Linked DNA regions of Homo sapiens: region 2 is linked to region 1. The links are chromatin loops, found by intact Hi-C in ENCODE. Cell type or tissue: chondrocyte. All regions are shown on one strand. Each heading gives the region's core, and the rest is flanking DNA. Links, peaks and the distances in the headings are about the cores only. Region 1 holds the start of MIR130AHG (MIR130A host gene). Region 2 has its middle 7.8 kb from the start of LINC02735.

Region 1 (12,718 bases), core at 2,567-10,566:
GTTGCAGTGAGCTGAGATCACACCACTGCACTCCAGCCTGGAGTAAGACTCTATCTCAAAACAAACAAACAAACAAACAAACAAACAAAAAAAAACGAACGAGTGAGCCATGAAGGAGAGATAATATAGAAAGCTGACTAGCATTTCGAGAAGCTTCACGACAGGTTGAGGGAAGACTTGAGCATATGTATAGACTGAGATGAAAAGTCTGGGCTTCGCCCTTCCACTCCCATCTCGGAGTAATTTCAGTTGCGTTTCTTGAGTTCTATTACATCTTTCTGAGATGGCAAGGTCTAAAACTGCCCATAAATTTAGGAGTTGGCAAACTTCTATTGTGAAGAGCTGGGCAGTAAATATGCCAGGCTTTTGTTGGTCGTATGGTCTCTGTCGCAACCACTCAACTCTGCCATTGTCGTGGTTGTAGAAAGCAGCCATAGACGATGTGTAAACAAGTGAGCATGGCTGTGTTCCAATAAACTTCATTTACCAAAAAACAGGCAGAGGCAGAATTTAGCCCTGTGGGCTGTAGTTGGCTGACCCTTGCCCTAGGTTTATGGAAAGGGATTAGAGATGCAATAAATGGGGCAATTGATGGAGTAAAGGATGAGAGCTAGACCTCAAGGAAAGAGGTTTACCTCAGAAAGAAGGCACTTACGTCTACCTGGGCACCTGTGTGACTTTCTCTTTTTTTTTTTTTTTTTTTTTTTGAGAGGGAGTTTCGTTCTTGTTGCCCAGGTTGGAGAGCAATGGTGCGATCTTAACTCACCGCAACCTCCACCTCCTGGGTTCAAGCGATTCTCCAGAGTAGCTGGGATTATAGGCACGTGCCACCAGGCACAGCTAATTTTTGTATTTTTAGTAGAGATGGGGTTTCACCATGTTGGTCAGACTGGTCTTGAACTCCTAACCTCAGGTGATCCTCGGCTTCCCAAAGTGCTGGGATTACAGGCGTGAGCCACTGCAGTCGGCCGTGACTTCCTCTTTATGTGTCTGCCTTGCATTCTCCTCAACTGTGAGCACTTTCCGGGCTGGCAGTGTTTCCCAGCGATGGTTCCAGAGCCTTGCATACAGGCAGTGCTCAGACACAGCAGCATTTGAGAGAAGCAGGATGGTAAAGGTGAAGAGGCACCTTACTGTGGAAGGAGGGGAAATGAAAGAGGCTCATATGGAAAAGCCTCTATCATCATCTCAAGTGAACTAGGAGCTGTGTTAGCCAGACATGGTGGCTCACACCTATAATCCCAGCACTTTGGGAGCCTGAGGCAAGGGGATGGCTTGAGCCATCCCCTATCCCCTATAGGGATAGCCATCACCTATCCCCTATCTCAAGGGGTTTGAGACCAGCCTGGGCAACATAAGGAGACCCTGTCTCTACAAAAAATACAAAAATTAGCTAGGTGTGGTAGCATGTGCCTGTAGTCCCATCTAGTTGGCTGCAGCAGGAGTGTTGCTTGATCTCTGGAGGTCAAGGCTGCAGTGAGCCATGATGGCACCACTGCACTTCAGCCTGGGTGACAGAGCAGGACTCTGTCTCAAAAAAAAAAAAAAAAAAAAAAAAAAAAAAGCCATGTGTTATTAGCAGTTGAGTTACCTACCTCCACTGATGTTTAAGCAAGGAGGCAACTCTCTCCAGCGTTTCAGATTCAGTCCTTCCAAGAGGCAAAGGTTTAGGGCAGATGGTCTCCCTGTCTCACATTTATAGTATTCTACGTGATACTTTCTATTCTTCAAGACTCAGATGCTGCTTCCTCCAGGAAGCCTTCGTGGATTCCATTCTCCATTGGGAGCAATCCTTTTTTTCTACACGATTTACCCAAATAGGCATGGAGGGACCCATATCTGTATATGACAATGGAGGTTAGGGAGGGAGGCAAAGGAAGCACCTCCAGAATAGTCTTGGATTGCTGTGGGGGTGGTGGGAAAGGGAGGTTCCTGCAAAGCCCAGGTGCATTCTGAAACTCCCATAAGAGGAGTGAAGAATGTGGAGGTGGGGTAGGGTGGCTAGGAGCCAAGTAGCTCCTGGGTGCATTTTTTACACTCCTGTAACAGGTTGGACCACGTCTAGCTGTTCCTGGCCTCCATTTCTGACTCTCCTGAGAAGGGGTGGGGCCACGTGGGGGTTTGGAAGGTGGTGAGTGAAAAAGGAGGGTCCTTCATGCAGCTCATACCTACACACTGGGAATCCAGAGATAGGAGACTGAACTGAGAGACACCAATGAGAGTCCATTCTCTACTGAGCAATTGGAGCCCATTTTGCCCAGGGAAGGATGTTTGTGGACAACAGACGGGCCCGTAGACTAAGGCAGAAGAGGCAGAGAGCTGAGCATGGAGGCCCTGGGGCAGCTGAATGAATAGTTGCGGGGTTTGTCTTGGTGAGGAAAAGATAAAAGTATGTTCAAGGAAAATGATGTCTTTGGAGCAGAGTAGAGGCTGGAGAGATGTGTCCAAGCCCTCCATGATCTGTCCCAGCTGCCTTTTCTTCCTTTCTATTCCCCTTCAGACACCCCAGGTTCCCACTGAATCTCCAGCCAATCCCACCATTTCCCCACCTCTCAGCCTTTGTGTTGTTCTCTCTCCTTGGCATTTCCTTGTCTTCCTTTCTCCCATCTTCTTGTGTCTAAATACTTTCTATTCTTCAAGTCTCAGATGCTGCTTCCTCCAGGAAGCCTTCTTGGATTCCATTCCCCATTGGGAGCAATCCTTCTTTTCTCTGAACTCCTTATATCTCTCACCAGAGCAGTCATTTAGCAATGTCTCCTAGTAGTAAGGAAATATTCAAGATAGCAGCCATTTCCCAGGAAGCTCTGTGTTTCCCCTCATGCACATTACCCAGGCAAAGGCTCTCCAGAAGCAAGACTGGACAAACACTGTATAAGCTCAGGCCAGTGCAGCCATCTCCTTTATCAACTCCCTGCAGCAGTTGTCTCTCTGTTAGGTTAGGGCCCTATATGCACAAGTCATAGCCTGTAGCTACCAAAATCCTGGGCACCCTGCCCTCCTTATCCTCCAAAACCCCCAGCTAATTCTGTCTCTTGGTCAGTCCAAGGATAAACTCAGAGTCCTTCTTCTCCCGCCCCTCAGCTTCCTCTTCTCATGGTGGCAATGCCACAAGGGGGTCCTTCAACCATATTCAGGGAGTGGGCTCTGGGCTGTCCATCTTCTTGTAATCCTGGCATACCCAGGAGCTCTGGATTTCCACATGTCAATTGGAGGACCCATCTGGCCCTTAAATCTCGGCTCTCATTTGGCCAAGGTCAGAGAAGCACATCTCTTGAATGAAGTTAATGATGTACATGTATGTGTGTGCTCCCGCAGGAGCCCCAAAGAGATGGACTAAGTTTACAGGTGCACGTTAACTCATGAGCGAACACATCAACCTGCTGTTCTGACTGTCCTTGGGCAAGTGACAGCCCCTATCCCCACCCCGTCAACGTCTTGGTTTCTATTTTTGAAAAAACAAGGTTGGACAAACCTGCAAATTCCCTTTTAGCCACAATCTTTCATTGTGTAGTGGGGTGGGTGTATCTCAGCTCCCTTCTCAGAGAAGTGGTTGACATTCATAAGGAAAGGATTCCTGACAAAGGTGACAGGAATTTGAACCTCATTTCCGGGGAATTGATGCCCTTTATGATTTGTGATTTGAACCTGTAGGAATTCATGCCTGAGGATGAAAAGAAAGGGTTTTTTTTTTCCCCCAGCAAGAATCATAGAATGAACTGGGCGCGGTGTCTCATGGCCGGGCGTGGTGGCTCACACCTGTAATCCCAGCATTTTGGGAGGCCAAGGTGGTCAGATCACGAGGTCAGTAGTTTGAGACCAGCCTGACCAACATGGTGAAACCCCATCTCTACTAAAAATACAAAATTAGCCAGGCCTGGTGGTGCACACCTGTAATCCCAGCTACTTAGGAGGCTGAGGCAGGAGAATCACTTGAACCCAGGAGGCAGAGGTTGCAGATCGCGCCACTGCACTCCAGCCTGGGCAACAAAACCAGACTCTGTCTCAAAAAAAGAAAAGGATCATAAAATGGGCCAGTAGGTGGGGTGGCTCATGCCTGTAATCCCAGCACTTTGGGAGGCCAAGGTGGGAGGATTGCTTGAGCCCAGGAGTTCAACACCAGCCTGGGCAACATAGCAAGTCTTTCTTAAAAAAAAAAAAAAAAAAAATTAGTTGGATGTGATGGCACGTACCTGAAGTCTCAGCTACTTGGGAGACTGAGGCAGGAAAATCACTTGAGCCCAAGAGGTCTAGACTGCAGTGAGCTGTGATGGCGCCACTGAACTTGGGCAACACATCAAGACCTTGTCTCCAAAAAAAAAAAAAAAAAAGGGTCATAGAATTTTATTCTTATTAGCAACACCACAAAGATTTTCTAGACCGTTTAATATAGTAGCCACTAGCCTCATGTGGCTGTATGAAAGTAATTAAAATGAAATAAAATTAAAAAGCCACTTCCTCAGTCACGGTAGCACATTTAAGGGCTCAACAGTCACACGTAGCTAGTGGCTACCATATTGTTTGATGACTGAGAGAAACATGCTCACCCATCTAAACCCAAAGAATGGACCTAGAGGCACGAGGAACAGCGAAAGTGAGACTTTTAATGACAGTCTTGCAAGATCAGGTGTGTGGTAGGCAGGCACACCCAGGACAGTTACAACAAGCAATTTATCCCCTAGTGCACAAATCCCTCCCCCCGTTCCTCATAGGCTGAGTACTATGGGGTCACAATCTTCCCCAGCGTCGCCTGTTGGTTGTTGGGTTGGGGCTTTAGGTGTTTTCTTTAGGGTTGCCCCATTGCATTTTGTTGCAGCCCATAATGCATTGCAGCCATCTTGGGGGGTCCTTCAACTGTTTGACTTATGACCCAGGTAGTTAAGGCAAGCTGATAAAGTTAGCTATCTTTCAAGCTCAACTAAACTGTTTGGTTCGGGTGAGGGCAGCTAAGGGGCCCCAACCAGCAGATGCCAGCTATTAAGGTAGGGGCTTAGTGGATCTTGTTCTCCTGTGGTTTGTGGACCCAAGCCTATCTGAGACATTTTATTTTGAAAAGGGACCACGATATATGTAATTTTCTACAATGATGCAGATATAGAACATTTCCATCTTCTCACAGAAACTTCTATCAGGACTGCGCTGTCCTAGACCAACGTTTTGCAAACGAGGAAACTGAAGCTAAAAAGGAAACATGACCTCGCCAAGCTTTTTTTTTGAGATAGAGTTTCGCTCTTTTCACCCAGACTGGAGTACAATGATTTGATCTCGGTTCACTGTAACTTCTGCCTCCTGGGTTCAAGCGATTCTCCTGCCTCAGTCTCCCAAGTAACTGGGATTACAGGCAAGCACCACCACGCCCAGATAATTTTGGTATTTTTAGTAGAGACGGGTTTTCACCATGTTGGCCAGGCTGGTCTTTAACTCCTGAACTCAGGTGATCCACCCGCCTCGGCCTCCCAGAATGCTAGGATTACAGGCATGAGCCACCGAGCCCGATCATAGCTCACTGCAACCTGGAACTCCTAGGCTTAAGCGATCCTCCCATCTCAGCCTCCCTAGTAGCTGGGACCATAGGCCACACCACGACGCCCAGCTAATTTTTTTATTTTTCGTAGAGATAGAGTCTCAGTGTGTTGCCCAGGGTGGTCTGGAACTCCTGGGCTCAAGCAATCCTCCCACCTCAGCCTCTCAAAGTGCTTGGATTATAGGCGTTAGCCACCGCGCCCAGCCTCGCCCTGCATCTTAATGGCAGATCTAGGCCTAAAACCCCGGACCTTACTCCAAGGCCTGACATATCGCCCTCGTCCTTGCTGCCGCCTTCCTCTCTGGGCTCCCCCACCTCAGAGCCCCTTGTGGGCGCACAGCACGTTGGCCCAGGCGGGGCAGGGCTGGTCTGAGGGGATGTTTTTGACGGAGCGGAGCTCCAGATGCTGCACATTCCTGATCGGGTCAGGCCTGCCCTGCGGCACTCGGGGAATTAGCTTCGGTGAAGAGCCCCAGATCTTCTTTCTAGAGCTGCCCTCTTCCTGGCCAGCCCAAGAAGCGCGGGCGTTCAGGAACGCTCTCCCACCGCCTTGGGTGAGGCTGAAAGGCTGAGTGGATCCCCTGTTGCAGAAGTACTTCTGGTCAAGGAGGGGTTGGAGACGGGCAGGAAATTGCACCCCTTGTATCTTCCAAGGTCTCCAAATCCAGCACGAGGGGCATCTGGGAACAGGGTTTCTGCCAGCCCCACCTTGGGGCCGCATTTGGCGGGAACTGGATCTGCCTTCACCTGCAGCCCTGTGCGGGGCGTGACGGAAAGAGCGGGGAGAGGGGCGTCCTGGTGCGGGGGTTGTTGAGGTGAGAAGCCAGGGGAGGGGGCTCCGGGAGCGCCCTGACCTCGCGGACTGTTGGGAGGCGGAGGGGATGGGGGTTGGGGGAGAAGAGGGGAGCCTGGCAGCCAATGGGAGGGAGGATCTCGTTTCAAAAGGGTTAACCCACAGCCAATGGGAGCCTGGGGGAGCGGATCCTGCTCACTCCATTCAAGAATCCCAAGTATTCAAGATGGACGGCAGGGAGTGTGGAAGGAGAAAGGGGGCGAGGGGGGAAGAGCGAGATCGGCAGAGGAGAGGGTCTCCGCGGCCCACCGGCCTCGCAACCTCGGTCCCGGCCGGCGGGTGGCGGGGCGGCCGCTGGGGATCCAAGCCCGGCCCGGGAGAGGGGCTGGCGGGGTGCGAGAGGGCGTGAGCGAGGGGGAGCGAGGCCAGGGAGGGGAGCCAAGAGGGAGGGAAGGGCAGAGAAAGAGCCCGGGAAGAAGGAGGTGGCAGGCAGAGGATCCTAACGAAGAGCAATGTGTAGGTATCGAGAGCTTCCCGAAGGGTAACGACACCGATTTTCGGTTTTATTCTCTCTTGGGGAAGGGAGGGGGACGGTCTGGGCTCTTTCTCTCGTCTTCCTTTTTCCCTCCTCATTCTCCACTCGTGGGCATCTTTTCTATTTTTTCCTTTGGAAACACTGTAACTGGGAAGCACCAGGCGTGTCTTTCTGAGGTGGCCTCACTGTCATTTTCCAGTGGGGGGCGTGGTGGGGTAGGGATGGGGGGCTCCGCTGGGCACGGCCGAGCTGGGCCATCTGTCTCCACCTGGGTTGTGTGCGAGGGCGTGGAGTGTTCCGAGGGGGACCGGGGGCCGAAGGGCTGGAGCAGGGCAGGGAGTTCTGCACCTCCAGAAGTTGTAGGGTGAGCCAGGGGCGGTGTGGGGGTGTGAGGCTGGTTTTCGAGCTGATAGTTGTGGGGTGTTGAGGGGTGCGGGGATGTGTGTGTGTGGGGGGCGTGCGCTCACACTCCAGTTCTTGTTGTTTGGGTGTGTAATGAGGGCTGAGTTGTGCAGCAAGTATGGCTGAGAGTTTGTGTGTGTGTGTGTGTGTGTGTGTGGTGTGTACGTGCGCCTGTGTGGTCCAGCCTCGAGGTGTGTGTGTTCGGGGGGAGCACAGTTGGGTGTTGAAGGAGAGCGCCCCTCACCCCCCACTTCCCAGCTGCCTCTCTCATCCCATTCACAGAACATGGCTTTCAGGACCCTCCTGGTCTCCTCCTCCCGTCGCCATGGCTGCGAGGAGGGGGTGGGAGGAGACAGTTGGGGCCAGCCCCCTGCCCCTGCTGCTCCAGCTAACCCCCCACCTGCCCTTTCTCTCCCTTTCACAGGCTGGGCCCCATCCCCTGCTGCTCTGGGGGCAGGGGCCGGAAGATGGTGGCCAATGAGGAGGGGGAGAGGAGAGAACTTGAGCCGGGGCCTCCCCTCCCCCATTTCCTCCTCGGTCTCTACACTCGCTTCTGGAAGGAGCTGGGGGCTGGCTCCTGGGCCCAAGGTGGGGGAGGGGTCCTGCTGGCTGGTGAGTCGCTGGGCCTGCTCCTCAGGAATGAGTTGGGTGTGTGAGAGCTGAGGGGCTCTTGGCCCTTTCTCCCTGCACTCCCTAAGGAGAGACCTGGAAACTTCTTGGGGAAGAATCTTCCCCTGGCCTCCCTGAAGCTTGCTGTGCAGCCTTATCTTTGCCCCTCTGCCCCCTGTTGGTGTGATCCAGTTCCCAGCTGGGCCTGGTTTGCCCAACCCCAGAGCAGAGAGGTCACTGACCCTCGAGGGGTCTTGGTTTCCGCCCATTAAAACTGTAGGGCAGGGCCCCATGTTTGCAGATTACGGGAACAAACTCTGCCGGGGAGAGCGGGAGGGAACGTCTCCTGCTTCCTGAGGGGGTGGGACGAGGCTAGAGGGAAGCCCAGAGGAAGAGCTCCCAACTGGAATTCTGTCCTCTATTCCTTACGGTGGCTGTGGATTAGGGAAGAAGGCATCTCCCCTTCGTTGATCGGGGCACTGGAGGAATCACCCTCCAGCCTCTGTTTCTCTGGGCTGCCCAAAGTTCACTGGGTCAGAACTGGAGCTGGGCTCCGGGGCTGTGGCCCTAGCTGGAATGTGCCACAATAGAGCCTGCCTGGGTCTGAGCCTCCAGATATCCAGGTGTCCTTCCAGGGCAGCTTTCTGGCTTTGGGTGTTAATCTTCCGGGGACTGTTTGTCCTGTATTTAAGCCCCCTTAGGGTTGGATAGGATGGGGAAGTGCTAGGATGAGCTTGAAGACTCCCCAACCAAGGGTCCCTGGATAAGACAGGAAATAACTCAGATGTGAATCCCACTGCCAGTGAAAGCCTATCCCTAACTCTCAGTAACTGTGAGCGAATCACCCTCACCATTTTAATGCTGAATCTGCAAAGTGCTTTCAGGACCTCCAAAAGGAGATGCAGGGGTGGGGCTTCACCAGCAGCTTTCACCTCCCCGCCTGGAAGCTTCTCTCTACTGCGTGGGGAGCTGTGACTACAGGCTCCCACCTCTCTGGTCCTGGAAGGTCATCTGAGAGTGTTGCCTTGAGGCCTAGAGCTCTGCTTTATCTAAATTTAAAAGGAGATGGAAACTTAGAGAAGAGTAGAGGGTTCTGTAGTCTTGGGCAGCAAGCTCCTCTCTAGAAGGTAAGCTAGCGGAAATGCAAATCCAGATGAACACAGCCTCATACGAGTGACCTCCAGACTTTGGGGATTGCTAATAGCCGTTTTCTTTGAGGACTGAGCATCAAGCCCGAAGTATCCCTGCAGCTGCTTTAGTGGGTCCTGTCCTCCCATGCCAAAACCTCCAAGAAAAAGGTGGTCTCTGTGCTGGGGGTCAGGGGGTTGGTGAAGAAGGCGGCAAAAGGAAGAGTGGTGAAAAAATAGAATGAACACTAAGAATGGAATAAAAGGGAAAAAAGCTGTATTGAAGCAAAGAAGGGGCAGAGGGAGCCCGTGAGCTGAGTGGGCCAGGGACTGGGAGAAGGAGTGAGGAGGCAGGGCCGGCATGCCTCTGCTGCTGGCCAGAGCTCTTTTCACATTGTGCTACTGTCTGCACCTGTCACTAGCAGTGCAATGTTAAAAGGGCATTGGCCGTGTAGTGCTACCCAGCGCTGGCTGCCTCCTCAGCATTGCAATTCCTCTCCCATCTGGGCACCAGTCAGCTACCCTGGTGGGAATCTGGGTAGCCTCACTTGTTAGTTATACTAATAGCTCTCATTTATGGAACTACTTCTGTATGCAGTGCTTGTGATAGACACTGCCTCCGTTACTGTGAAACCTAATAACTTCTGGGAGGTAACAGCCCCATTTTATGGATGAAAAACTGAGGGTCAGAAAGGTTTAAACAGTTTGGCTAAGATTGTGTAGCTCTTAGGTTGCAAAGCCTAGATACAACCCTGTGTTAAGTCTTGACAGCTCACTCATCTTTTTGTAGACCCATCTGGAGAGATCTGAATAGGTTCTTCAAACTGGGAGATTTCCTGAGCTGAGGGGTGGAAGGTTTTGATGCCATCTGCTGGTTGTATGAGGATATCTTCCAAAGCCTCAAACCTTTAAGGACCAGAAGTGGTGGCAACTCCTTAGGCTAAGAAGGATAAGCATTCCCAGACTCAGCCCGGAATGGAGAGTGAGTGGAAAAAGATTAGGAGAATCACTATTAGGTACAGAGTAGGCCTCCTTGAGAAAAAAAGGAATGCACCAGAAAGGAAAGGGGGTTAACTCGAGAGGATTGCTCCCCAAAGAAAAGGACCTGTGTGCTGCTGGCATCCCATACCTACAGCTCCTTCCCTGGCTCATGAGGCATGGAAAGACCTCACTCCTTCCCTGAATCCACTTACCTTTCTCAGCACCACTCCCTCTTGGTCACGGGGTGTTTGATGGTAATGCTGCTTGAGGGCACACCTGTCTGGGCATCCAAGATTTGGACAGCGTTGCCCATGACTTAATCTTAAAGATTAATAGGATCCCTTGAATCAACCCACAGAATGATTCTCCCAGGACCAATTACAAGGAAATTGAGGCCGGGTGCGGTGGCTCACGCCTGTAATCCCAACACTTTGGGAGGCCGAGGCGGGCGGATCACCTGAGGTCAGGGGTTCAAGACCAGCCTGGCCAACATGGTGAAACCTCGTCTCTACTAAAAATACAAAAATTAGCCAGGCGTGGTAATGCACGCCTGTAGTCTCAGCTACTTGGGTGGCTGAGGCAGGAGACTCTTGAATGAATCTTGGAGGCAGAAGTTGAAGTGAGCCGAGATTGCGCCACTGCACTCCAGCCTGGGCAACAGAGCGAGACTCCATCTCAAAAAAAAAAAAAAAGAAAGAAAAATTTGAGAGCAATGACTCAGCCATTTACTTCTCTGTCTCCCACAGTGCCTAGTAGGCTTAATTAAAACTTGTTAAAATAAATTGAATGAGAGGAATATTTGGGGAGCTTCTTTAAGAAGGCAGCTAGTATTCCTGGTCTTTTGGCTAAGATCAAGTGAAGAAGGCAGCTAGTTTGTGCCTGGTTTTCAACAGCAGAGTTTGGGACTTGAGAAATCTTCCCTAAACTTTGGTGCAAGAAATGGGTCCAAGAGGAATAGGGTTTTGAGGTCCTCTGCTGGACCCTGAGAGGGATCTTGGCATCATGAGGCATGTAGAAACTGAAAGATGGGTCAGACTCCCCTGAGGCCTTAGTTGAGGGATGTTGGACATCTCTCCATGGCTTGCCTTTTTCCCTTGCCCTTTTACTTCTGTGCCTTCCAGTTCTAGTCCTCCTTTCTCCTGCCCAGACAGCCTCTCCATTCTGATCACAACAACAGTATTTGAGATAGTACAGTTAGCTTTATTTCCCTTTTTTTTTTTTTTTTAAGACAGAATCTCACTGTCGCCCAGGCTGGAGTGCAGTGGCGCGATCTCGGCCCACTGCAACCTCTGCCTACCAGGTTCAAGTGATTCTCCTGCCTCAACCTCCTGAGTAGCTGGGATTACAGGCGTGCACCACCATGCCTGGCTAATTTTTGTTGTCCAAGCTGGTCTGAAACTCTTGGCCTCAAGTGATCGCCCACCTCAGCCTCCCAAAGTGCTGGGATTACGGGTGTGAGCCACCGCACCCTACCATATGTTCCTTACTTTCTCCAGTCTATTAAAACTTCTATTTGAGCCTCTTGTCTGGGCACAAATAGCCATTTGATACTGCCACTCCACTCTAAAAAACAATAATTTTCCCATATTTCCCTAATACCATTGGGATTAAATCTAGATTCCCTAAATAGTTTATGGCTCCTGCTTCTCTTTCCTTTCATGTCCTCTCACCCACTTTTTAAGGAGACAAAGTTTTGCTCCAGCCCAGGCTGGAGTGCAGTGGCGTGATCATGGCTCACTGCAACCTCAGCCTCCTGGGCTCAAGTGATCCTCCTGCTCAGCCTCCTGAGTAGTCGAGACTACAGGTGCAGGTATGGCTTTTTTTTTTTTGAGACAAGATCTTGCTATATTGCCCAGGCTAACCTCAAAGTTTGGCCTCAAGCAAGCCTCCAGCCTTGGCTTCCTAAAGTGCTGGAATTAAGGCGTGAGCCACTGCTTTCAGCCCACAAGCAACTTTTATTTCCTTCAATTAACTAAACTTAAGTTACTTGACACATACTCTGTCTGAAATACTTCCATCACTTTTGCCTTTGCCTACCTAACTTCTTATCTTTCAAATGCCATCGTAGTCATCGCTTTTGTGAAGCCTTCCTTGACTCCTTACATCTAAGCTGAGTTCCTTTCCTATGAGCTCCCAAGCTTCCTCCACGTCCCTGCTTAGATCCCTTATTATCATCTTCTACTGGGATTTCCTGGTTATTGCATCTCCTACTGGACAGAAAGCTCCAGGAAGTCAGGTCACAGCTGCCTTATCTTCACCATGTGCTTAACATCTAGTGCTTAACACAATGCCTGGCAAGTAATAGATGCTTTATAAATATTTGGAATATTAATGAATGAATCTGGAAAGAATATTATAGCTTACCAAAAAATGATCTTTATGATGTATATGGTCTCCCCTGTAACTGTTGGGCACCCAACAACAGTAGGGATTTCATACCACTGCCAATAAAATGTCCCTTGGGTCATATGGTGGCATTGATGTTGCGATTTTGAGCTTTTTTTTTTTTTTTTTTTTTTTTTTTTTGAGACGGAGTCTTGCCCTGTCGCCAGGCTGGAGTGCAGCAGCACGATCTTGGCTCACTGCAACCTCTGCCTCCTGGGTTCAAGTGATTCTCCTGCCTCAGCCTCCCAAGTAGCTGGGATTACAGGCACGTGCCATCATGCCTGGCTAATTTTTGAATTTTTAGTAGAGACGGGGTTTTGCCATGTTGGTCAGGCTGGTCTCAAACTCCTGACATCAGGTGATCC
Region 2 (12,718 bases), core at 2,715-10,714, 800 kb before region 1:
TTTCTTCCTTTCAAAGTCTGTATGTATTATATTGTGTATACGTGTCACATTTTCTTTCTTCATTCAAACACTGTTGGACACCTAGGTTGATTCCTTATCTTAGCTATTGTGAATAATGCTGCAGTGAACCTGGGAGTGCAGATATCTCTTCAATACACTGATTTCAATTACTTGAGATTTGCACCAGAAGTAGGGTTGCTAGAGCATATGGTAATTCTATTTTTAGTGTTTAGAGAAACCTACACACTGTCTTCCATAATGGCCGTATTAATTAATATTCTCACCAACAGTGTACAGTTGTTCTCTTTGCTCCACATCTTGGCCAACACTTTTTACATTTCATTTTTTTGATAATTGTTATTATAACAGGTGTTGTCTTTTATCTTTTTGATACTAGTCATTCTAACAGTGATAAGATGATATTTGTTTATAGTTTTTAGTTGCATTTCCATGATGATTAGTGATGTTGAACAGTTTTTCAGATATCTGTTAGCCATTTGTACATCTTCTTTCGAAAAATGTTTACTCAGGTTTTTGTCAGTCTTTAATGGGGATATTCGTTTTCTTGCCATTGAGTTGAGTTCCTTATACATTTTGGATATTATTTGCTTATCAAATGTATGATTTGCAAATATTCTCTCTCAGTCTGTGGGTTGTGTCTTCACTCTGTTAATTGTTTGCTTTACTATGCAGAAGTTTTTAGTTTGATGCAATCTCATTTGTCTATTTTTGCTGTTGCTACTTTTGCTATGTTTCTGGGGTCACATCTAAAGACATCCTTGCAAAGACCAATGTCGTGGATGGTTTTCCCTGTGTTTTATTCTATTAGTTTTACAGTTTCAGGTCTTACATTTAAGTTTTAATCAACTTTAAGTTATTTTTGTATATGGTATGAGATAAGGTCCAATTTCTTTATTCTGTGTGTGGATATCCAATTTTCCCAAGAACATTTATTGAAGAAACACTCCTTTCCCCATTGTGTATTCCTGGCATCTTTGTCAAAAATCAATTGATCATAAATGTGTGGATTTATTTCTGGGCTCTCTATTCTGTTTCACTGGTCTATGTGTCTATTTTTATTCCAGTACCATGTTGTTTTGATTACTATATCTTTGTAAGTCATTTTGAAGTCAGGTAGTGTGATGCCTCCACTTTCGTTCTCTCTACTCCAGATTGCTTTGTCTATATGGCATCTTTTGTGATTCCATATGAACTTTAGAACTTTTTTCCATGTATCTGAAAAATGCCATTGAAAATTTGAGGAGCATTGCATTGAATCTGTAGATTGATTTTTGTAGTACAGACATTTCAACAATATTAATTCTTCCAATTTAAAAACATAGGCATCTTTCTATTTACTTGTGTCTTTTTCAATTTATTTCATCAATGTATTTCCATTTTCATTGTAGAGATCTTAAACCTCCTTGGGTAAATTTACTCCTAAGTATTTTTTGATGCTATTTTAAATGGGATTATTTTCTTAGTTTATTTTTCAGATAGTTCATTGTTAGTGCGTAGAAACACTCTTGATTTTTGCATACTGGTTTTGTATCCTCCGAATTTACTGAATTTATTTACTAGTTCAACAGTTTTTGGTGGGGTCTTTAGGATTTTCTTTTTTTTTTTTTTACTTTAAGTTTTAGGGTACATGCACAAAACGTGCAGCTTTGTTACCTATGTATACATGTGCCATGTTGGTGTGCTGCACCCATCAACTCATCATTTAGCATTAGGTATATCTCCTAATGCTATCCCCCACTCCACAACAGGCCCTGGTGTGTGATGTTCCCTTTCCTGTGTCCAAGTGTTCTCATTGTTCAATTCCCACCTATGAGTGAGAATATGCTGTGTTTGATTTTTTGTCCTTGGGATAGTTTGCTGAGAATGATGGTTTCCAGCTTCATCCATGTCCCTACAAAGGACACAAACTCATCATTTTTTATGGCTGCATAGTATTCCATGGTGTTTATGTGCCACATTTTCTTAATCCAGTCTATCATTGTTGGACATTTGGATTGGTTCCAAGTCTTTGCTATTGTGAATAGTGCCGCAATAAACATACGTGTGCATGTGTCTTTGGATAATGTCAACAAACAGAAACAATTTCACTTCTTCCTTTCCTTTATGGATGCCTCATTTCTTTTTCTTCCCTACTTTTTTGGCTAGGACTCTAGTAGTATGTTGAATAGAGAGATGAAAGGGGCATCCTCATCCTGCTCTTGTTCTTAGAGAAAAACTTAATTTTTAACCATTAAGAATGATATTTGTTCTGGGTTTTTCATGTATGGCTTTTATTATTTTGAGGTAAATTTCTTCTATATCTGATTTGTTCAGAGTTCTTGTCATGAAAATATGTTCAATTTTGTCAAATGTCTTTACTGCATCTATTGAGATATTCAAATGGTGTTTTACTTCCACTTTAATATAATATATTACATTTATGGATTTGTATATATTGAACCATTCTTGCACCCCAGGGATAAAGCCTACTTAATCTTGATGATTTTTTAATGTGCTGTGAATTTAGTTTGCTAGTATTTTGTCAAGGGTTTTTGCCTCTATCTTCATAAGAATGTCTGCCTGTAATTTACTTTTCTTGTAGTCCCTTTGTCTGGCTTTGTATTAGGATAGCGCTGGCTTCATAAAATGTTTTACAAGTAAGTATTCCCTCCTTTTCAATTTATTTTCAATCTCTATCAGATACAGTATAGAAGTATATTATGTTCACCTGCAAAGGATAGCGGTATACATTAAGTTTTGCCACAGGGATATTTTAAATTTCCTCTTCTCGTATATAGTACACTTTGAAACAAACTTGATTTCCTGGGCATTCTGCAAGAAATCATCATGCTAGTGAAAGGGAAAGTTGCCTGAACTAAAAATACACTCAAACATCTGAGATGTTGCAAATAGTTCGACTGGTTACTCAAATATCTGGAAAAAATGATTGGAAGATATGAGACAAAGAAACCTGGATAAGAAGTATGTGGATATAACTATGGGTATGTGCACAATGGGTGCAGACTGTTTTGTCTCATATCAATGTCAATGAATATTACCCCCTGTGGAAGTCACCGAACAGGTAGATGGGATGACTTGACCAGTTGATGGCAACCACCCTTTTTCTTCAACCACCTCAGTGCTAACACAGTGGATTCATGAACAACATAACCATGGTGGTAGGGATAGAAGCTACACAGAAATACAGCAGCATAGGCTTCCCTTGCCAAGGTTGATCAAACAGCCTCACTAATGCTGTTGATGTTGCTGTTGCTGAACATTCATCTTGCAATAGAAAGGCCTGATTCTGGGCCATCAATATAATCCCATCCCTTGACTACCCCAACCCCTGAGCCACAGGTGTTAAGTTGATCATATCAGACTCCTTCCACATTGCAAGAAGCAATGTTTAGATCTCACTGGATTAACAAAATTTTTAGATAAGAATTTGCCTTTCCAGTCTGTGATGCTGTATTAGTCCACTTTCACACAGCTATAAAGAACTGCTTAAAACTGGGTAATTTATTGAAGATAGCAGTTTAATCAACTCAGTTCTGCATGGCTGAGGAAGCCTCAGGAAACTTACAATCATGGTGAAAAAGGAAGCAAACAGGCCCTTCTTCACATGGTGGCAGAAGAGAGAAGTGCTGAGTAAAGGGGTAAAAGCCCCTTATGAAACTCAGATCTCATGAGAACTCACTCACTATCACAAGAACATCATGAGAGTAAGAACCCCCAAGATTCAATTACCTCCCACCAGGTTCCTCCCACTACATGTGGGGATTATGGAAACTACAATTCAAGATGAGATTTGGGTGGGGACACAGCCAAACCATATCATTTCACCCCTGACCCTTCCCAAATCTCATGGCCTCACATTTCAAAACACAATCATGCCTTTCCAACAGTCCCCCAAAGTCTTAACTCATTCCAGGCTTAACCCAAAAGTCCAAGTCCGAAGTCTCATCTGAGACAACGCAAGTCTCTTCCATCTATGAGCCTGTAAAATCAAAAGCAAGTTAGTTACTTCCTAGAAACAATGGGTGTACAAGTATCAGGTAAATACACCTGTTCAAAATAGGAGAAATTGTACAAAGCAAATGGGCTACAGGCCCCATGCATGTCTGAATTCCAATAGGCCAGTCATTAAACCTTAAAGTTCCAAAATGATCCTTTGACTCCATGTCTCACATCCAGGTCATGCTGATGCAAGAGGTGGGCTTTCATAATTTAGGCAGCTCTGCCTCTGGGGCTTTACAGGGTATAGCTCCCCTCCTGGCTGCTTTCATGGGCTGGCATTTCATGTCTACAGCTTTTCCAGGCACACAGTGCAAGCTGTCGGTGAATCTACTATTCTGGGATCTGGAGGATGGTAGCCCTCTTCTCACAGCTCCACTAGGTAGTGCACCAGTGAGGATTCTTTGTGGGGGCTCCATCCCCATGTGTCCCTTCCACATTGCCCTAACAGAGCTTCTCCATGAGGGCTCTGTCCTTACAGCAAACATCTATCTGGACATCCAGGCATTTCCTTACATCTTCTGAAATATAGGAAAGTGGTTTCCAAACCTCAATTCTTGACTTCTGTGTGTCTGCAGGCCCAACACCATGTGTAAACCACCAAGGCTTGGGGCTTGCACCCTCTGAAGCAATGGCCTGAGCTGTATATTGGCCCCTTTTAGCCATGGTTGGAGCAGTTGTGATGCAGGGCATCATGTCCCGAGGCTGCATAGAGTAGGGGGTCCCAGGGCCCAACCCATGAAACCATTTTTCCCTCTTAAGTCTCCTGGACAGTGATGGGAGGGGCTGCTGTAAAGGTCTCTGATATAACCTGGAGACATTTTCCCTATTGTCTTGGCGATTAACATTTGGCTCCATGTTACTGATGCAAATTTCTGCAGTGGGCTTAAATTTCTCCGCCCCGCCCCTCCCCATGCCCCCAACCCCCCGCCCAGGAAATGGACTTTTCTTTTCTATTGCATTGTTGAGCCACAAATTTTCCAAACTTTTATACTTTGCTCCATCTTGAACGCTTTGCTGCTTACAAATTTCTTCCACCAAATACCCTAAATCATCTCTCTTAAGTTCAAAGTTCCACAGATCTCTAAGGCAGGGACAAAATGCCACTGGTCTCTTTGCTAAAGCATAGCAAGAGTCACCTTTGCTACAGTTCCCAAGAAGTTCCTCATCGCCTTAGCCTGGACTTCATTGTTCATACCACTATCAGCATTTTGGTTAAAGCCATTCAACAAGTCTCTAGGAAGTTCCAAACTTTCCCACATTTCCCTGTCTTCTGAGCCCTCCAAACTGTTCCAACCTCTGCCTGTTACCAGTTTCAAAGTTGCTTCCACAGTTCGGGTATCCTTATAGCAGCACCCCACTCTACCAGTACCAATTTACTGTATTCATTCATTCTCACACTGCTAATAAAGACATACCCAAGACTGAGTAATTTATAAAAGAAAGATAACACATCCTTATTCACATGGTGGCAGGAGAGAAAAGTGCCAAGCAAAGGGGAAAATGCCCCTTATAAAACCATCAATCTCATGAGAATTCACTATCATGAGAACATCATGAGAGTACCTGCTCCCATGATTCAGTTACCTCCCACTGGGTCCCTCCCATGACATGTGGGGATTATTGGAATTACAATTCAAGATGAGATTTGGGTGGGGACACATTCAAACTATGTCAGATGCTTTGTCTATATTATAATTTGAAAGCTCACAGAGTGTCTAATATATTATCATGGGATTCCATCTAACATTATCTCAGACCAAGGGACATAGTTTATGATGAGAAAAGAGCAATAAGCATATGACCATAATATCAATATGGCTTCCTTCATGCCACATCACCCAGAAGCTACTAGCCAACTGAATGTTGGAATGGCCTTATGAGTAGTGCTAGGGTACACTTTGCAGGTGACACCTAGCATGATTGGTACACTGTTTTCCTGTATGTTCTACATACTTTATTTCCTAAATCTCTCTTCAGAAACACCAAAGATAGGATAAACTTCTTCTCACTGACATTTACAATGGAACTGAGTTTTGTTTGTACATGTGTCTAAGTGTGAATGCATGTGCATATGACTGCTGTCATCTCCCTGAACACTGGAACCCCCACACTATTTTAGCTGAACCCCTTTCATTGTGGACCTCACAAATATACATAATAAATCATATGACACAGGTTTCTATTAGTCATAATTCTTTCTGAGGATTGGATCTTTATTAGAACAAACTGTGTATTCCCCCTCCCTACACTGACTGTCAAAATTTTTTTGTACAAACAGAAAAAAAAACTAATTATATATATAGTTTTTTCAAATACAAGTTTTTAAAAGTTTTGTAGCATATTATTGTCAGCTACATCAGGAAGATAAACAAAGAGTGGGACACACCAGTTAAAGTGGTCAGCTATCAATTAATCTAAGCCTTAGTTTTCTTGTTCTATAAAACAGAAAGGATAATAGTATCTGTTTTATACTATTATAACAATAATTAAAGGAGGGAACTTATGTAAAAACCCTAGTTTGTTGCCAAATAGCAAGTTGTCAATAAGTGTTAGCGATCATTAAAGTTAATTCAATTAGAAAAGAAGTAGAAAAACCAGAGCTGGAAGAAACTTTGCAAAACATGTTTAACATCATGGTCAAATCCTAGCTCTGCCATTTAACAAACAAATTACTTGCTCTCTCTTTGCCACATTTTCCTTAATTGCAAGTGGATATAATTGTTTGGCTTAAGTCCTATAACACATCTGAAGTATTTAAAAAATATATTGTAATCATAAAAAAAATTAGGCTACCATGATCAATATTTTTGGCTTCTTTGCAAATGAGAAAAACACCACCCACAGTAGTTATGAGTAGCCCAAAATCACAGAGCAAGTTACTCTCATTTTTGGAACTAGAACCCATTCCTTCCGATTCCCATCCTAGTGCAAAAATGTCTGGGAGCTTACTAAGATCCCAGGAGCAGAAAACTGGAATGGTAGTCTAGATTCAGCAGCTTTTGAAACCTCGTCAATGACAAGAAAAGACCAAGAGGTGGCAGCACGTCCACATACAAAGAGGTCGGCTATATTGCTTTCCTGTCAGCAAATTCTTTCCTCTTCCTGCCGAAATATAACAGAAAACCTGACACTCAGCCGTTAATATCTTGACCATGCCACAGTATCTCCTTTTCTTGTGTGAGCTTCTAATATCCTAATTATGAACTTTGTTACCAACTCAGAACAGAATGTCTCACAACAGTTTTGCTCCTGAAATCCTTATTGTTAGTTGACTTGCAGAACCAAAAACAACCATGACAAATTTAAAAAGCATCATTGCACCTAGCATTTACCGATTAAATCATTCTAGTGTTTATCAAGTAGCAAATGTTACCATATGTTTTGTAGGTAGTTCACTAGGGAAAGTTAAGATGCCTCATCTCCACCCCGACAGCCTCCTCCCACCCAAAACAAATCTTTGAAATAAAAGGAAATTAAGATTGCTCATTCTGAGGTTAGAACCACAAATGAGTGTAAAATAATTGGGAACAATATACAAAGTCGCTTTTGAAATATCTGTTTTATTACACTGGGTGGCAATAAGACCAAATTCTTTCTTTATCTAAATTAGAGCAGATCCATTAGAAGAGGAGTTTGCTGAATGGAACCACGAAAAAAAAAAAAAATCTCTGAAAACACAGTAAGGAGTAAGCAGAAAATGGAGTAGGGAACTCTGCAGTGTCAATCTTATGGCAGCCTAGCCAGATGCCACTAATATTCCCTTCTCATGTCATGTTCACCAACCAAGCTTCAAATCAGCATATGGCACCCCCCCGCAATAAAGCCTCTCCCCAAGAAGCCAGAATGAATCAGGCCCACGTGAGTGTCCCTGCCCAAGAAAAATACATTTCTAACGAAACCTGGCACTCCACTACTATGTATCATTCTCTTGCGAGCTTTGGGGGGACTTTTAGGTATCATCTTGGATATTCTTTGGCTGAATTCAGTACCCATAAATCCAATTGCCCTTGAGACCAAGATTCTGTACTTGAAAACCTAATTAGATCCTGGACTATATTTCTCCAAAGTAAATTTTTTTCAGATCTCTTGGCAACCACGAAGCTTCCTCGCATGACACCTAAAGTCTATGGGACTTACCTTTCATACATCAACTTATCTGCTTTGGGCGTATTCAGTTTTCTTACAAATACGCTCTTATTTTTGTCCTCTGCCAGGATGGAAATAAAGGTCACTCGCCTACTTCATAGACTTTATGATGGCTACTAATTTGCCATGTAGTCTCTTTCTCAGCCTTATGGGCAATCAGACAATTGGATGATATCAGAAAGAATACCAAGTCAATGGGGTAAGTATATTCCAGGAGGAACCAAATATGCTGTAATATTGTTTTAGGCCAAATACAATGACAACTGAAAATGTCACTCTTTTTTTTTCCCAGTTCAAATGTGACTTGTTAATCTTTCATGTACAATTCCTTCCTTCCATTTGCCAAGACAGTGAAAGGTGACTGATCTCACTGATTTCACACAAAGCACTTCTTTCTAGTTAAGTGTATCTGGTTGAATGATGTATTCATGGTCACATGAAATATTCAACTGACAGAGACACCAGAGATTATGGAATTCAACCTTTTATTTTGCAAATAAGGAAATGAAAATTTCACACAAGCAACCTGACTCATGGTCATGCAGCTATTTGGTGGCAGAGCTTTAGACTGACTATCATGCCATGGTGGCCACCTGTGCCATGCTAAAAATAACCTCAATAAAAATAATAATGAGATTTCACTTAGGGTAGAATTGACCCCAACTTAAACTAGATGAATATTCACTGACATTTCCGGGTTCCAAAGTGGATTTATGGTCAAAAGAATCTATGTGTCTCCATTTGAAGTTTCTCTGAAAGTCCCTGGTGCCCCCACTAAAAACATATGCAAACACTTGAGTTACCTAGAGTCTGTCAACATGTGACATGCCACGATTAAAATAGCATTACTTTAGCTTAAGGTTTTATCCATTGTTACATTTGGAATACAACTACACCTGTGAGATAATGTTGCCAGTCGGTCAACACTTGAATAACTCTTCAAAGTAAAAGAACTTCTTTATCTATAAAGAGCTAGTTGTTAATTCATTGACTTCTTTGATAATGCATTTAAAGAGTTCCTGCTCTTATAAGACAGGGCTAAGAATTAGAAATGAGTAAGACGGGACTTCTGTTTTCACAGATTTCACAGTCTATCAGGTGAGAGAATGATTTAATAGGATGTGATGCGTCATAGCAGTTTTGTAAAAACACAGTCTTGTAGCTGCAGAGGGCTGGAAACTAATTTTATTTAATGAAAATGGGGTAGAAAAGAATTAGGGAAGTCTCTTAGAGCAATCCACAGAAGGCATTGATGGGAGGATATTAGAAAAATTATGAGGGTATTCTATATCTAAGGGGAATGAGGAGAAGACAGTGAGAAAGAGGAGAATCAAAAGCCAGATATCTGGCTTACTTAAAGCCTGACTTTCTCAATTGCCATTTGATCAAGTCCAGCTAGACCTAAGACAATTTAGATGAGTTGAAAAAAATATATAGACCTTTTACTGTATCACATTCCAGAGTGAACACAAAACTAACATGATGCATCAATACACAGGGCTGAACAACTGAAACGACTCATGAGACTCCACAGAGTACAGTCTTAATAAAGTAAAGGATACTCTAAAGTAGGTGGGGGGAAAGCACAGAAAACCTCAGAAAAGTCCAAGACCTTCAGACCCAGCTTCCAGGATCATTTCTCAATTGATTAGGATGCGATTTTAATCTGAATCATGAACTACTAAGATATATACAAGAAAACTTGAGCTCTGGAGAATCACAGTCTTGTCCAAGGAGTGGTCTTTCATATCTGTCTGGTCTCATAACCAAAACTGGGCTGCATGACAAAAGCGAACAGAAGAAACAAAGAGAACATAGTAGAAACTAGGTAAAAAACACCAATCTGGAATTTTTTGTTGTTTTTTTAATGAACAAAGCTAATAAACTACTACAGATCTCTCACTTGGCCTGTCTCAGGTCCTAGCACAGGAATATTTGTCACCAGTTAGTTGAGCTTATTCTGATTTGGCTAAGGTTCCAGCAGTGTCTCCAGGAATCTCTGGAAATAAGTCAGTCCTCCCTCCAGACAACAATGGCTCCAAGCATCCCTGGAAATAAACATAGGATTGCAGTAGACCAGCTAAGATTAATCTTGTATTTATGTATATAACAGCGCTTCCTCAAACCAGAAGAAGACAATTAAGAATTAAACAGTTAAAACAAAGACAGAAACAGTATATTTGGCTCCATTTCCACTCTTCATCCCTACCTTCCCCCGCATTCAAATATTTCCCTTTCAGCCTTTATCGGGACTCAGAATGTGTCTGAAATCTTCTTGAACTCCAGCTTCAATTGAGACTGATTCCTGCTCTTTCTCCTGGAGCCAGAGTTAGTTGTGAGAATCACCAATACCCAACTCATGGCTGACTACTCTTATGTCTGTTGCTGGAGTTAGTGAGTTCTCTCTCCAGCCTCAATAACTGTGCTGCTCCCAGGTGCAAACGGGATGTAACTGTTTCTGTCCCTGCTACAGATGAAACCTTTTGAGAGGTGACAGCATGCTGGCAGCCCTCACAGCCCTCACTCGCTCTCAGCGCCTCCTCAGCCTCGGTGTCTGCTCTGGCCATGCTCTAGGAGCCCTTCAGCCCGCCACTGCGCTGTGGGGGCCCCTCTCTGGGCTGGCCGAGGCCAGAGCCAGCTCCCTCTGCTTAAGGGGAGGTGTGGAGGGGGAGGTGTGGAGGGAGAGGCGCGGGCGGGAACCCAGGCTGCGTGCAGCAATCGTGGGCCAGCACGAGTTCTGGGTGGGCGTGGGCTTGGCGGCCCCGCACTTGGAGAAGCCAGCCATCTCCGCCAGCCCCCGGCAGTGAGGGGCTTAGCACCTGGGCCAGCAGCTGCGGAGGGTGCTCTGGGTCCCCCAGCAATGCCAGCCTGCCAGCACTGTGCTCCAATTCTTGCTGGGCCTCAGCTGCCTCCTTGCAGGGCAGGGCTCGGGACCTGCAGCCCGCCAGGCCAGAGCCTCCCCTGCAGTGGGCTCCTGCCGGGCCGAGCCTCCCCGATGAGCACCGCCCCCTGCTCTAAGGCACCCACTCCCATGACTGCCCAAGGGCTGACTAGTGCTGGCACATGGCGCTGGACTGGCAGGCAGCTCCACCTGCAGCCCCCTGTGGGATCCACTAGGTAAAGCCAGCTGGGCTCCTGAGTCTAGTGGGGACTTGGAGAACCTTTATGTAAGACTAGGGGATTGTGAATGCATCAATCAGCACTCTGTGTCTAGCTCAAGGTTTGTAAATGCACCAATCAATGTTCTGTGTCTGGCTAATCTAGTGGGGACTTGGAGAACCTTTATGTCTAGCTGAGGGATTGTAAATACACCAATCAGCACTCTGTGTGCAGCTCAAGATTTATAAACACACCAATCAGCACCCTGTGTCTAGCTCAAGGTTTGTAAATGCACCAATCAGTGCTCTGTGTCTAGCTAATCTAGTGGGGACTTGGAGAACTTTTGTGTCTAGCTCAGGGATTGTAAATGCACCAATCAGTGCCCTGCCAAAATGGACCAATCAGCTCTCTGTAAAATGGACCAATCAGCAGGATGTGGGTGGGGCCAGATAAGGGAGTAAAAGCAGGCTGCCAGAGCCAGCAGTGGCAACCCACTGCCGCTGGGTCCCCTTCCCCACTGTGGAAGATTTGTTCTTTTGCTCTTTGCAATAAATTTGCTGCTGCTCACTCTTAGGGTCCACGCCACCTTTATGAGCTGTAACACTCACCGGGAAGGTCTGCAGCTTCACTTGTGAAGCCAGCGAGACCACGAACCCACCAGGAGGGACGAACAACTCCCGAAACGCGCCTTTAAGAGCTGTAACACTCACCGCAAAGGTCTGCAGCTTCACTCCTGAAGCCAGTGAGACCACGAACCCACCAGAAGGAAGAAACTCTGGACACACCATCTTTAAGAACTGTAACACTCGCCGCAAGGGTCCGCAGCTTCATACTTGAAGTCAGTGAGACCAAGAACCCACCACTTCCAGACACACTTTTGATCTTTTGCAATGGTTAAGACTGGACACTCTGAGCCTCGCCTGCTCGTGTGGCATTGGCCTCATACCAAGCTTTGGAGCCTACTTGCATAAATTGCTTTCTACCCAGATTGCAGGATTTGCATGGTAAACTCTCCAGCAGTAGAAATGGAAAGGACTTTGAGTCAAGGGAGGAACACAGAGCAGGCAGCACAAAGACACACATATCCAGAGATATCTCGGGGATATTTTGCAAGCCTTCTCCTGAGGGCTGTTGATGGACTTGAATCCATTAAAATTGCTGCTTCTCTAAAAGCTTGACTCACTGTCCTAGAAACAATGTATATCAGGGTGGACTACAACTAGGATTTGGATGACAGTTTAACAATTCAGGTCCTGACTTGAAAAACCACTATAGCACTCCAGCACGTCTTTTTTCCCACCACAAAAACAATAATGCTTGGAAGTTCATAAGCAAGTAAGCTGAGTTTTTGATTCAGCAATATAGTCAGGACTCATTAAATAAGGGTGGGAATTATCCCTATGCCAAGGAGCCAAATGCTACTTGAATGTAAACATGACTTGGGAACACAGAA

The links. A loop is a pair of places that touch in the nucleus more often than their neighbours do. Peaks named below come from ENCODE experiments on the same cell type or tissue, not always from the same donor. Only the 100,000 strongest peaks of a DNase experiment are listed, where the experiment ranks them.
Region 2: a loop joins it to region 1, with 3 times the contacts of the local background. A loop is called at or near these places in 2 of 110 quality-filtered maps.

What each region holds. Positions count from the first base shown.
Region 1 is chr11:57,631,843-57,644,560 of GRCh38, forward strand. MIR130AHG (MIR130A host gene) reads left to right here and starts at 6,534. Exons shown (of 2, transcript NR_186232.1): 1 at 6,534-6,830. It overlaps MIR130A (microRNA 130a), which reads left to right and starts at 9,356; the gene lies at 9,356-9,444. RefSeq lists silencers at 6,458-6,647, 6,668-6,727 and enhancers at 7,574-8,153, 11,428-11,927. In chondrocyte, for the core only: CTCF peaks have their summits at 7,019 (motif pointing right), 8,044 (motif pointing left), 9,825 (motif pointing left) and 10,029; no DNase peak of the experiment used is centred there.
Region 2 is chr11:56,834,351-56,847,068 of GRCh38, forward strand. No RefSeq gene overlaps it. Among named protein-coding and RNA genes, the nearest start is that of LINC02735, 7.8 kb to the right of the region's middle. In chondrocyte, for the core only: a CTCF peak has its summit at 7,066 (motif pointing right); no DNase peak of the experiment used is centred there.